2 separate regions of the Mus musculus genome follow, and region 1 is linked to region 2. A link is a contact called in ENCODE Hi-C or POLR2A ChIA-PET data. All regions are on one chromosome and are shown on one strand. Each heading gives the region's core, a stretch centred on a gene start or an enhancer-like site at or near the end of the contact. The rest is flanking DNA. Distances are from core to core; before and after follow the strand shown. Region 1 has its middle 31 kb from the start of Ddah1. Region 2 has its middle 17 kb from the start of Gm40164.

Region 1 (6,954 bases), core at 3-2,502, 110 kb before region 2:
TAAATAGAAAATTGGCTGATTAAATGTGAGGCATGGATAAATAGGACTGAACATAATGCACTGAAACACAGCCATCTTAGAGGAACGATTTATCTGTGCACGGAGCTGTTTCTTCCAACAGTTCAATGCTTACTATTTAATATCAGCATAAAGTACAGAAGGCAGCTCTTTAGTTCCTAGCAAGGTGAAACTGGTGGCCAAGTGTTTTGCTTTGGGACGCAACCAGACTGACAACCGTGGCCTTAAAATGTAGATGGCCTGTCCGAGTGTTTTCCCGAGCTTCCAAACGCAGTGAACGGTGTTCATCAAGAGGCATCTTTGTATTGTCTGGGTAGAGCTGTGTGCAAATTAGTTCCTAGGTCATAATTCACCCTCACTCTTCTGAAGGGAAATTATACATATGAAGTCATGTTAGTATTTATGGGATAGGCATTTACCAGAAAGCTCTCAAAGGCTGCATAATGAAATAGCATTAAAGCCCCCTAAATTAATTAACCATAATACTGGAATAGATTCCACTAATGGTTCTACTTCCCAGACACCACTCTCCTTTTAATATTTCTTAAAGGAAAACAATCACATTTTTCATCCCCTTTTACTGACATTTAGCCACCAGGAGCAGAAACCTGTCCACACCCCTGGGACAGCAGGAGGGTGAGGTCACCGACTGGTCACACTCTCTAGTTTCTCTCCTCTCCAAGGGCATCGGCTGCTCCAGCAGCTGACACATCCTGCTGTCCTTGGAAACAGGAAACCAGCCTAGAGTTTCTTTCGGGCTATCTCCAGCATTGCATTAGCAGATTGTCAGGCTTCCCAGACCCTTGTAAATACCTTTCACTGATGGAGTGGGTGAAGGCTCCCAGGGACTGGTGAACAGGGAAGGGTATTTGTGATTGGCAGGGGAAGGACCTGGCTCAGCTGCTGGCCATCGTGGGATGGCTCTGGAGATGAAAGAAGCAAAAGACAAAGAGGAAACACAAGGCCATTTGGTCCATCTCACACAGATGAGCAGACTGATGTCTGCTCCTAGAACAGCCCAGGCCTCTTGGGAGGTCAATGCTGCCCAGGCGAAGGCCCAGCAAAGGGAAGTTCAGATGATCCATGCAGTAGACCCACAAATTGAAGCGATTCAACCAGCTGTCCATCAAAGCAGCAAGTCATCTTCCCACATGCCCAGCTTGGGTCACTATCTCACTGGCTAGCAGTGCCAGCAGAGGGCAGCCAGAGAAAGGAGAGGAGTCCTGTTGTAGACAGAGCTACCGTCTTCTGGACAAGTTGTGGCAAATACTCTGGGTTACTCACAGTAACAGCGGACTTCCTGTTCTTCAGTCACACACCCACCTCATCTGCATTTGTCTTTGTAGTTCTCTGGGTCATCTCTCCCAAAGAATGAATAAGTTGGTCTATGAAGGGGTGGATGGGGTGGGAGCTACAAAGTCATCCATGCTAACTCTTGACAACCTAGGGAAGAGTGGCTTTTTGTGTGCTAAAGCTGCTGGTGGTGTTTGTAAATACAAGCACAGACCCTTAAGTCGTGCTTGATTTTAAAAAAATAAGTAAAACTGGATGTGGGGAAGCTAGAGAGATGGCTCAGCAGTTAATAGCATTTGCTGTTCTTGCTAAAGACCTGGGTTCACTCTCCACCTCCCACTTGTTTGTAGCTTCAGTTCCAGGGTATCCACCATCTCCATGGGCCCCAGGCACACACGTGGCCCACAGCAGACATACCTGAAGGCAAAACGCTTATATACTTATACTCATACTGTGGCGTGTGCCCCCACAAGCATGTCGTGTGCACATGATAGTAATTTTTTTAATTCAAGGGAAATGTTGAAAATGTACAGAGTTTTTTCTTGTCAAAATTCTCTGAAGAGCACATAATAATATGTGTATAATGTTGCATCCTATTGAGTGTAGTAGTTATAAAAGTCAATGGAAACTTACAGGAAGGTGGAGGGTTACTGCAAACGTGCACCGTCTTACACCAGGGACTTGAGAAATGTCAAATCTTATACCCTCTGGTGGGAGGGAAGTCCTGGAACCAATTTCCAGGGTACTCCAAGAGACTGCTGTGCAGTGGAAATGGCTTATCAATGCAGAGTAAGGCTCACTGAAGGCGCAGATGTAATTTTTAAAAATCCGAACAGACTGCGGTGACAGGCTCACAGAGAGGACCTGTATGTGTCCTGCTGTACTTTGGTGGGCATAAGAAAAGTCTCATTGGCTCTTAGTCCCAGGCCTTTGTGGCAATCAGCTCGAGTGGAGGAGATGGGGAATTCAGGATTGGTTGGCATTCTAAGAGGAAAAACTATTCGGTATCTTTCCATGTCACTCACTAAGATCTGTGTGACACTGTCATGAGCAATCCACTACCCAGAGGTCTTCATCAGATAAACAGGACTTTGAGATTCACGGCCAAGGAATGTAGGCTGGAGAGGCACTCCCAGCGCCAGCTGCTACCTGCACAGCCAAGTGCTGTGGCTGGCGAGGGACCAAGGAGGCATGCTGCAACTGGGAGCCCCAACAACCAGCCACAACCCCCGCAGGTCTTAATCCCGAAATGAAAAGTAATTGCTCTTGGCTTAAAGAAGAAAGGAAAACACCATCCTTAGCTGGATTGTGTATCATTGGTTCCCCCATCCGCCCCCCACTCCTGCCTCCCAAACTGTGCTGAACACCAGATTCTGAAAACCTGCTTGACATTTGAAAATGAGAGAAAATAAGTGTTTTCTGTCAATGTTATTTAAATCTACCCAGGAACACTAACACAGGAGAATATTTGACTGCAGATGTTTTGATTAATATGATTAAGTAGATGGGTTTCTGCCTTTAGCTCTAAGGAACAGTACTTTAATGGTAACTTACCTGAAACTAATTGTAGAAGACCTGGGTGGAAAAAACAGCCCTTTGGTTTATATTTTGAAGCTGAGGTTTGATTTTCCTGCAGAAAAGTCTGGGCCAAGGCTGCCCGAACTGGCTTTTAGTACAGATGGAATTATAACTGAAAAATTTGGAGGAAAGGGGAGGGGAAGCCGTCGTGTTAATATATTCCTGTAGTGGAATTGTCTTCTCAGCAGGAAAAAAAAAAGAAAGAGAGAAAACTCATAAAAATTCATAAAGGAACAGCTGCAAGTTTAAATTATTGTCACGGGGAACTGAAGATAGTTCTAACCTGCAATCGAATAAGTAATATTTCTATTTGTATTTGTTTGCCTTTGCCCAGGGTTCTGTATACACTCTCCATTCTTCCTTAAGGTTCAGGGAACACGGACACTGAGCAAAAACACCAAGAGCAAGAATAAAAAAAACAAATCTCACCTTTCAGGTTCCAGGTTCCAAGTTCTAAATGATGTGTGTTAATTTAGATAGTCTTCAATGGACTCCTAATGACACAGAACTAATTAAAAGAATTCTCACCCCTGGAACCAAGGCTGCTGGGTTTCCTCTTCAGTTGAGCCAAATCAGACTCTTTATACAGACAGCAATTTCGTGTGGATTAATTCAATACTACAGGCCCCCGCAGGAGTCTCAGCAATCAATTCCACCCAGCCAGAAAGCAAGCCCAGGTTCTCATTCCGCAAGGATTATCGTGGCCTTCTTCAGGTGCGGATGTTCACAGAGAAGAACCAAGCCTCTTTACAGGCACTGCTCTCCGCTTGTGTTTTCTGCCTGACTAACTCAAACCAGAAAATTAAGGTGGATGTTGCTGCAGCAGAAGTGTTTTGGGCACCACCAGGATGGTTCAACCCAAGAGAACAGAACTGGGGGACTAACGACAGTAGCAACATCTCCACAGTGCGGGGCAGCGAGCAGGTGGAAAGCCAGGCACAGACCAACACCTTCATACACAACTGTCAGAAACACGAGGCCTCAGTGAAATAGAAAATGTCACACAGCCCAGGAGGTGATGAAACAGCCACAAGCAGTGCTGAGGCGGCACTGAACGACCAGGAGCCTGGCTCTCTGCGGGCGTGGAACACTCAGCCAGTGACGCCCGAGTTAACAGCTCACAGACCTTGAGAAGTAAATTTCTTCCTGCCACATATTTGTTCATTTATACTAAGTGAATGTGTGTGTGCTGTGTGTGTGTGTGTGTGTGTGTGTGTGTGTGTGTGTGTGTGTGTGTGTGCGGTGCCCACAGAGGGCAGAAGCGGCCGGCTGTCAGATGCCCTGGAATGGGAGTTACAGGCAGCTGTGAGCCTGCGGTGTGCAGTGCTGGGAACTAAACTCAGGTCCTGGACAAGGGCAGCAAACCCGCTCAGTTGAGCCAGCTCCAACCCTTGCTCTGGGTGCTCTCTATTGCATTGTATTTATTTACTGGGGGGGAGGGGGGGTCACATGACAACTCGAAGGAGTCTGTTATGATTGCAGGGGTGTTGTGATTGCAGATGCGAGCCAATCATGTGGGTCCCAGGGACTGAACCCAGGTTGTCAGACTTGGCAGTAAGTGCCCTTCCTTGCTGAGCCAGAGATTTTGAATAAAAATTCATCGTTAGTATTCTCTTTTGGATCTAAAACTTTTGGGTAACTGACAATTCTTGTATAATTTTCAGTATCTCCCAGGGTCAACTAACTTCCAATTTGCTTTCTAAAAAGAAAGTTATACTTCTGCAGAGAGAGGCTTAATGAGATTATTTTTTGAAGAAAGGACTTAGGAAGGATCTCGCTATGTAGCCAAGGCTGAATTTAAATCCACAGAAAGTCTTCTGCCTCAGCCTTCTGAGTGTTGCACACAGAAAGACAAGAACACACACATATATACACACACATGCACACACATACACGCATGCACATATATACACATAAACACACACACACAAACATATATATACACACACAAACACACACATACATACACACATACAAACATATATATACACACACAAACACACACATACATACACACACACACACACACAAACATATATATACACACACAAACACACACATACATACACACACACACACACACACATATATATATATATATATATACACACAGACACACATGCACACACATACACATACACACACATAGCCACATACAATACACACAAAACAAAAGGAAACCAAGCCTGCCTAGAAGCAGTCCTCTGCACCCTCTGCACCATCCTTGCAAAGCAAGCTAAGCACACGGAGAAGCCTTCTGACTGCTGCTGTAACTTCAGGACATGTGCTCCAAGGGTCTTGAGTACAATGCTCAGAAATGTGTGTGACTGAGGCCACACATGCTCAGGTGCTGGGATTCCAGTCCGGTTCCCAGAATCTCTTGTCATCTGGGAAGACATCTGGTGGTTAGACACCCTGCAGTCTGTTGCCTGCCTATCACTCAATCCCCGCCCACTGCCAGGGCCCTCGTTGCTTGAGCCTCCTAGGATGCTACCTCATGTGTCAGCGTCTCCCATGGCATCACTGGTGTCACTGTGACTACTGACCACTGCCATCTCTTCTGCAATGCTGAAGCTACATGGCCAGGAATCTTCTTGCTGAAACTTGATCTGCAGGAAAAAGTTCTCACTAGTTCTCTTCTGAGTTCTTTATGAGCAGGCCCGGCCTCCCTTGCTTCCTAGGGCTCTCTGCAGAGCTATAGAGATGGCCAGTGGGTGGCTAAGTTGTTAGGATGCTCAGTGCCCGTGCCCTCTCGCCCTGCTCCCCTACACGGTGGTTTTTCACTGTCCACAACTATTGACCGGAAGATAGATTCCCCCTGGTGGTGGCTCTAATAGAACAAAGATTCATGTAAGTGCTACGGGTTTACACAAAACATTTTTATATGTATAGAATCCTATCCATTTTAAAATAAGAAACTAAGCGTGCCAAACAAACAAACAACTTTACATTAGCTCTTTTGTTTAATAGGAGTTCCCTGCCTTGAGAAAGCTGAAATCAAACGGATTTCATTATGGAAACTTTATCATGAGGATGTTGTTGTCTATAAAGCTTACTTGTCCACTGGACAGACATATACCAGGCCCACTAAATACCAGATTCTAGTACCAGGCTCTATCCCCAGTGCATGGAATTCAGGATGAACAGGCTAGTTACTGTTCATCCGAAAGAAAAATAAATCAATTTCTGAGGGTAAAAAAGGTGTTGGATAGAAATAAGTAAAATCAACCAAGAGAAAGGGATGGAAAAAAAAAAACCAAAAACCCTTGACTGTGAAATGAGGACATGTCTCTAAGACGGTGACATCGGTGCTGAACAGCCCGTGAAGACATGAGAGAATGAATGATCCAGGCCAGGGCTGTGGGCACTGGCAGATTAATCCACTTTTCTTTACTATAATGTAATACCTGGTGCTAGGTAACTTCATAGAGAAAACAGGTCAGTGTGACTTCCTGAGAGGACCTAACATCAAGAATGTGGGTGAGAAACTGAAAGCCAAGGGTCAACACAGGAGTCAACCTTTTACCATAACTGACTCTCCTGAGAAATAGGGAATCCTTTAAATTAATCCCTTCCAAGGGCACACAGCCAATCACCCGGGGCCCTCTCAGTAAGCCCTGCCCTCTCACCTTGCCACACTCCCAAATATGCCCTGGCAACAAAAACACAACACAGTTAATATGATTACATGCTGTGCGCCTAGATTGGGCAGATCTACCGCTACACTACCATCTTCCACAGCTTATGAGACCCCTTAGAACTTTCTGTTTCTCCAGGCCATGTGCTTCTGCTCCAATTTTCTTCTTCTTTCTCCTCATCTGCCTCCTCTCCCATTTTCTTTCTTCTCTCCCCCTCCTTCTGCTCCACATTCCCTTTTATCTGCCCAATCATCAGCTCTCCTTTATTTTACAAATTAAGGTGGGGAGCAGGTTTACAGGAAATCACCTGCGTGCTAACTCAGATCCTTGTTCACAACCACTCACGGGAGAATGGAATTAACATCAAATATAATTAGCCCCAGGGCTAGCCACAACATTTTCCCCCTTTCTGTCCAATTAAAAGATT
Region 2 (7,412 bases), core at 3,124-5,623:
AGGCTGGTTGGCGATATCACGCGTGAAGATCTAGCAGCAGCTTGGACTATATGATGAAAGCCAGGTATATGGAAGCAACTGGATGCTTTTAGTACATTCTGGGGGAAAGACCATGTCTGAGGTAGATGTGAGAGCTGAAAGAAGGGGCACGTGAAAGCAAGAAATCGCCTTCTTCCTCCTCCTCCTCTTTGATTGAGCAAATGGGTAAAGATTGGCCATTTGCCAACAGGGGACTCAGTAGAGTCACACGTGGTCAGAAGTGGCATGGGAGGGCGAAGCAAGTGCTCCGTGTCCAACCTTCAAGCAGACAGCGACATAGAACAGTGGATGAGCCCAGGCAGAAGATTCTCAAGTCAAAGACTGCTCACATTTTGAGGCTTAGATTTCCTTTAAGAGTAGATGTGGTCAGGTATACAACACCCAGGGGACAGTAGCCATCTAGAGCTAGAGACACTGTGGGAAAATGTCAGTTTAGTTAAGAGTTCAAAAGATTGCTTGACTCCCTGGCTGGCGCTGACGTGCAGCCTGGGTTCCTTCCTCCAGGCCTATTTAGTGGATACTTGTGGTTGTTGGTATACTTGTTAGCATTGTGTTTCTGAGGGATGTCAAGAGATTGCACTGTGACAAACCCCGGCCCTTGTCTGGGGAAGGGCGGAGAAGTGGCCACACAATCTAGTTTCCACCCACTCCGCCTACCAGCTGAGAACACTGTAGCCCAGAGGTCCAAGGGAGTAGAGGCAAGAACAGGACGCGTCATCAGGGAGAGACAAAGGAAAAGAAGGTCCCAGCATGAGGTAATGACTGAGAAATGTCACAGCCCATTACATAAGCGAAAGTGAAACCCGAGGAGCAAATAAACCCAGGGTATCAGATTGACATGAGCTCACAGGCAGCTTGCTTTGTGGTTGCTGACATACATCACTGTGGAAACACAAGTGTCTCCAAAATGACCACAGTTCGACCTGGAACCACACGACAGTGGCTCTAGGACATCTCAAAGAACCAAGAACTTGCTGAGGGCTGGGGTACAGCTCAGTGGTATAGAACCTGCCTAGCATGTGCAAGGGCCTGAAATCTGTTCCTGGTGCCACAAACAAAACAACGAAAAGGCAGCTTGACAGAGCAGCCATCTCCCCACGGCTTGCCCTTTAGAGAAGAGAGGGGAGAAAGGGCCATGATTCACAGAGAAGGCTCAAAGACTCTGGGTGTGCCGTAGGAAAGAACAGGAAAAGCATTGCCTTTAGAGTGCACCCAGGTCTGGTAGACTATGGTAATACAATGGTTTTCTCCTCAGTTGTATGTAATATATGGTATAACATATGATCTATCTACTCATATCCACTGTGAAGCTGCACTCCTTTCATTGCTAAAAACTCAAGGGTTTGCTAGGAAGGGTGATGGACACCTGCAACTTTCCCCAGTAAGAGGTCGACGCAGAAGGACCAAGAGTTCAGTGTCATCATGTAAGAGTACGAAACCAATCTGGATATATGAGACTGTCTAAAAAAACCAAACGAGCCAGGCAGTGGTGGAACATGGCTTTAATCCCAGCACTAGGGAGGTAGAGGCAGGTGGATCTTTGTGAGTTTGGGGTCAACCTGGTCTACAGAGTGAGTTCTGGGATAGCCAGGGCTACACAGAGAAACTTTTTCTTCAAGGATAACTAAAAGAAAGAGAGAGAAAAAAAGGGGGGGGAGGCAGGAAGGAGAGAAGAGAAGCAGCATTGACTTACCTCGTCCTTGGTCATGTCCACTTTGAGCTGGCTTCAGAAAACTCAGCCAAATTTATTAAATATATAAAACTTTAGATACTGTGTGAATATATGTTAATCTCGTGGTATATTAATTTGAAAATAATTTCTGGTGTTTTTGGAGCAAGGCCTCACTCAGTCGCCCAGGCTAGCCTGAGACATACTATGTAGCCTTGAACTCAGAGCGATTCTTCTTCCTTAGCCTCTGGGGCATCAGGATTGCATTTGCCAGCCACCATACTCAGCAGCAATTTTTATGCCCTTATTTTTCTTTTATCTCTATTTTCTCATTTTAAAATGTATATTTAATGCACTATGTTTTGGAATTCTGTCCAAACAAGGCAGCATAAAAAGTAAGCACCTGATGGGCGTTGTGACATTTCCGTGAACTGAAGAGGTTCTAATTACTGTCTGTAAACACCCACGTCAGAGTCATCCCGTTCATCAGACACAGTGGCATCTGGCTTTAGTTTCTACAGGAGAGCAAATTAAATGCTCACTAAAGGAGGCAGAGCTAAAGAAAGTGATCAGAAAAGTAATTTGCACTGTAGTGGGGCTTAATGCGCACTGTAGCCAGGGGAGGGCTCACGGCAGTTCCTTTTGCTTGCTCTGGTGTGTGTGTGTGTGTGTGTGTGTGTGTGTGTGTGTCTGTCTGTCTGTCTGTCTGTCTGTGTCTGTGTCTGTGTCCTGGTGTGGCTTGCTCCAGTGGGTACACTCTGGGCATGGTTGGTCTTTTTCAGTGGATGGGTTAGAACCCACCACTGCTTTCTGGAAGAATCAGTAGTTGTTAGCTGGGTGTGGAGGCTGGCACACACCTGTGATCTCTGTGAGGCCGAGGCAGGAGGATCATGAGTTTGAAACACACCTGGGCTACATGCTGAGACTGCCTTAAAGGAAAAAAAACCAGCAGTAATGAAGACTGGAGAACAGATAGTCTAGAACAAAGTCCCTTAGGAATGCAGAATGGACAATGGTTTATGAATGGTTCTGTTTGGAATATTAAATGAGGCAGAAATAGAAAGAATAGAATGAATGAGAGGGAAAGTCTGAGAAGGGGGAAAATGATTAAACTATAGTATATGAAAAGAATTATTTAAATTGTAAAAAGAAAAACTATAGTAAATGTAATAATATAATCAAGTAAACTATTCTTTTAAGAAAAATAAAAAGTCTACTCAGGTGTTAGCAGGCTTTAGTCTCTCTCCCTGTGTATCAGCTTAGCTTCTGCGGTTAATGAGATTCCATTGAAAAGACAGAAGGTGACCTTGTTTCTCTCTTGGCAGAGCTGGTTGAGAAGGGAGATACGTTCCCTGGTGTTGGGAGGGGGACAACAAAGGAAGAGTTAAAGGGGAGCCCGCATCACTTTGAGACCATGTGTTGTCCTAGGCAGAGGAAGTTGCTAGATAGAAGTCTGACTCTGACACTGAGGAGAGAGAGCATGAACATGAAACGACACTTGTCGCAGGGTCGATGGTTGGTAGACCCTGCCCAAGAAAAGCATAGAGAATGAACAGAGCCATCATCATTGAACTCACAGTTCATACGAAGAACCATGGAATAGTTTTCCAAACTGTAGTAGCTCTCAGACACCACCCAAAACCAAAAATCAAAACTTCTGTAACTTTTCTACGGCCTGAATCAACTCTCACAGCTGCTTAATACAGTCTTTAACAATAACTCTCTGTCTATTCGAGGTTAACAACAGAGGCCACATCCATGGTAGGTCCATCCTCTAGGCCAACTCATAGAGACTCCCAACTAGTTAGCTCTGGTTAGTCTCATCTGTCTGTAAGAAGGTATGTCCCCAGCACGCTCAAATCCTCAAGTTGTCCAGGTCAGTTGTCACTACTGGTTCAACTGCTTATAGCTTTCCATGGCTGGTAGACCCAGGAAGGCTCAGGATTTCCCGTAATAATGATGGGATAGCATCCACTCTCAAAAAAACTGACTAGCTGTTTCCCTTAAACTCCGTTCTGGACCCCAGTGATATACTTGAGGACCTCACTTTCATTGCACAGTCCTGTCTGGCCCCTCACCACCGCCTCTTCTTCTTCCATTCCTTACCCCAGGGTTAGGTTATCCAGTTACTGAACAAGATTAAACTGAGACTTAATTTATCCCTGACCTGGGAATTGAATCCAGGGCCTTGTGGATGCTAGGCAAGCACTCTGCCACGAATTACAGTGCTTTGCCTAAAACCATAACTTTTGAGTGTTTCTGTTTTCATTACGTACTGGGGAGGGAGAAGACAGAAGAGAAAACAGACATGTACAGGCTGATCTAGATAGCTAACAGACAAATGGCTTAGGGACTGACCACGTTCAGGAAGAGTTAATATTGTCAGGAATGCTTCAGAAGGCTGGGGATAGAGGAAAAGACCAGACACCACAGCTGTTAAAAAACAGTTTTGGTAAATATATGCACAATTTAAAAAGCATATTTGCAAAAATCTAGGTGTCTCCTGGTCCAGCCCTTCCTATTAATAAAAGGAGTTGCTAAGGCTCGCGGCTCAGAGTCTCTGCCCACGGAGCCTCAGTGAATTCCTCTCTGAGCCTCTAGACTTCCTTGGCTGGCTGGCGACTCCTTCCTCCTGGGACAGCTTTTGCCAGAGCTGAGCAGCCTGGCCCCCAGCTGCGCAGGCCCTCTCCGGTAAGAGGAAATGCTTTCAGCTTAGTCCATTAACACAAACATTCAAAAGCAAACACTCTAAAGCCACAGGTCGTGTTCGCATAAATAAAACGGATCGAGAAAAGCTTCACCCCAAGAAACCAAAGGGGTATTAAAAAAAAATAAAAAAATAAAAAACCTACCCTTGCTTTCCAAGGAGGCAGGCAACAAAGCCGCAGCAATTCCATTGGTTTGTGTGCTCAGTGGAGCTGGGTGGCTGAAGCCACAGGCCTTTGAAGAGGAAATGCCATCCAAGGTACAGGCAGCCAGCCAGCCCCTGAGTCCTGAAAGTAACAGGACAGGGAAGGGGAAGGGGGCATCGTTAGGAAGTGGAATGTGGAAGGGACAAGACAGATAAATGAGACTCATCTAGGGACCTCACCCCATGACCAAAGGACAGGGTAACTCACTGTGCCCCTGAGACCGAGCTGGGGCCTGGCAAATTCTAGGTGGCGGGCACAGCCCAGTGACTAAGGCTTCGAGGAGGGGTGTACGACCTCGCTGAGGGGTGGAGAGGGGTGGTGGTGTCTGGCCTGAGCGATGCCTTTGCTTTGAAAGCTTTGGAGGAAATTAACTTTACAAGGTGCCTCCCTGTCTCCCAGAGTTATTAAAAGAAAGGAGGGAACAGAGAAATGGAAAACTGGTAATACTTCAGGAAGGGCTCTGTGATCTGAGCGAGGAAGTGGGAGGCAGATGAAATGACGAGTGGGGACAGACAGACAGACAGACAGTCCTTTGATTATCTAGTGATGAATGACTAATTAGTCAAAAGTCCTGCAAGCGAATAAATTGTCAGAACTCCGTTCTCAACATGGCAGTACCAATGCTGACAGAAGCATTGAGTGGGAGAGCTGTGCCAACCCTGGGGTCACCAGAAGTATTAACCCCAGAAGTCATCTTTATGGTTTGGGCTGCGATGAATATCTAGGTACTGGCTGCTCTTCCATCGATGGGGAAAAAAGTGATACACCTCAAAAACCTTAACAACAAAGCAACCATGGGGCTGCTAACAGAAGATATTTTACAGGGTGTGAAGCTGGTTTTGCTGCCTTTCACCGGATTTAACTTTTTAAAGCCCTCTTGCCTAACAATAAGTCTCGGATCGGGTGGGACCATACCAAGACTGACAAGCCCCGTCAGTTTGGAAGCACAATGGGGAGACTTAAGTCTGCCCAGGCATATGCAGCCAGCAACTTCATGCTTAATAAAAAGCATCCCGGGTGCGTGGGGCAGTGATGGGGATGTAAGGTAAATGAGCTAATACTAATCAATACCAATACCAATACCAATAGTAAAGTATTCCGTTGGGATGCAAGTCAGTGGTCAGAAAGAGAACACTGGAAAAGTTCTTCCACTTCCTGTCTCATCAGTCTCTTCCTTCCTGCCCAGCAGTTTTGCAGGGCTATGTGTGGGAGGGGAGCGGCATGCTGCTTCCTCCCTAGGTGACACTGAAGAGTGGCCTTTAATACAAGAGGCATCTGTGTACTTTCCAGATTGCTGTTGAGCTAACAGTAGTGAAAGAGAAATGGGCAGCTGGTTTCCACTCTCCCTTCATCACCGCTGTTCACTCTCACCTGGGAAGCCCCAGGGCTGTGGAAATTCATCAAATTAAAGCATTCTCAGTTAAGGGCTTCAGGGTAGCAGCCGTCCAAACCCAAACACACAAGTTATGATGGTCAGATCTACCCCATGTGGGCTGATTTTATTTTCAGTTTTATAATGACTACGTATTAACAGACTGTGGGCCACGTTATCACCCAGGGTATGTAAGTACTGATGTGCTGAAATCTTTATTATGCAGAACTCATGAAAATAGAATCATATTATTTGACTGGTTAGTGGAGGCTTATGGATGCTTTTGAGAGAATATCATCTAAGTGCTTTAAATGCTTAATACTGAACTCAATCCGATTTAACTTCCAAATCAGCTCCTTTAGAACAAAGACAGTTGGCCTTTGCAGCAGGGGAAGAATGTCACGTTGAATTGGAGAGGCATGCATTCTGTGCACTCACCACTAGGGGTACTGACAACGTTAGGTCACGCTGAATTCTTTATACTTTCAATCTATATCAATCTCTGGATACATACTAGATCCCAGGTTTTTAATGTCCTTCACTCATTATACTTGAATAAAACCTATTTTTATTAAGTATCTAGGGACACTCTCAAGGCCTACCTATGGGTTTAATGAATTGGCTGATAGACTCAGGATGAGTAAGTTAGGAATTATAAACGGAAAGTTCACTCAGTCAACTGACTATGGCATAAATGGCACAGGTAACGAACAAGCAGAAAGCAGGACTAAGGGTTGCGACTGACTCAGTGGCAGGAGCTTGCCTAGTACACAAGAGACACAGTTTGATCCCCATCCCTGGCACAGGGAACAGGAGGGAGGGTTGCAAAGTAGAATGATTAATGCTGTAATTCAATGTTCAATCATGGGGTATGATGAGTGGAGGCTGCCTTCACAGAAACCTAAGGTTCAGGACAAAAGCTGGAATAGTTCTGGTTTATTCTGTACTGCAGGTATATTGTTATTTTAGACTCAAAGCAAATATAGAGACCACTGAGTACTGAATCAACAGAAAGGAAAGAAAATGATGATCAAAAGCCATCAGCTATGATAAAATTAGGAGTGTGTCAGGAGGTGCAAAGTCATGGCTTTGGAACACTGAAGGTGCCTTTACTGAGCAGAAGCAGAGTTAAATGGAAAGGTATTTCAAGGGGGTGCTGAATCTGGCTCAGCAAGGAAGGCCTTTCTGTTAGAATTGGCAAACGGTATGTGTGCCTCAAGTGGTGGTAGCATAGCACCCTGGACATGGTCAAGCAGAAGCAAGATGGCCACCTATGAGGCCCACACTGGGGAGAACTCTGATGCTGAAGACAGAGGAAGGTGGGAGTCAAGAGTAGGATCTCCAGGGTCCCTTACAGTTTTATATTTCACATTTAATACTTCTCAACCTTCATTTGCAACTGGGCAATCCCTTAAAAAAA

The links. A loop is a pair of places that touch in the nucleus more often than their neighbours do. ChIA-PET counts read pairs that join two places held with the same protein, here RNA polymerase II (POLR2A).
Region 1: POLR2A ChIA-PET joins it to region 2 with 14 read pairs in Patski. The contact joins two enhancer-like sites. A Hi-C loop is called at or near these places in 1 of 37 maps with a recorded cell type or tissue (gastrocnemius). POLR2A ChIA-PET finds 5 or more read pairs at or near these places in 1 of 5 experiments (Patski).

The regions. Positions count from the first base shown.
Region 1 is chr3:145,724,034-145,730,987 of GRCm38, reverse strand. No RefSeq gene overlaps it. Among named protein-coding and RNA genes, the nearest start is that of Ddah1, 31 kb to the left of the region's middle. Within about 2 kb of position 1,252, at least 1 of the 3 ENCODE cell types and tissues checked has a DNase peak (open chromatin) inside an H3K27ac peak, as active enhancers do.
Region 2 is chr3:145,611,897-145,619,308 of GRCm38, reverse strand. No RefSeq gene overlaps it. Among named protein-coding and RNA genes, the nearest start is that of Gm40164, 17 kb to the left of the region's middle. Within about 2 kb of position 4,373, at least 1 of the 3 ENCODE cell types and tissues checked has a DNase peak (open chromatin) inside an H3K27ac peak, as active enhancers do.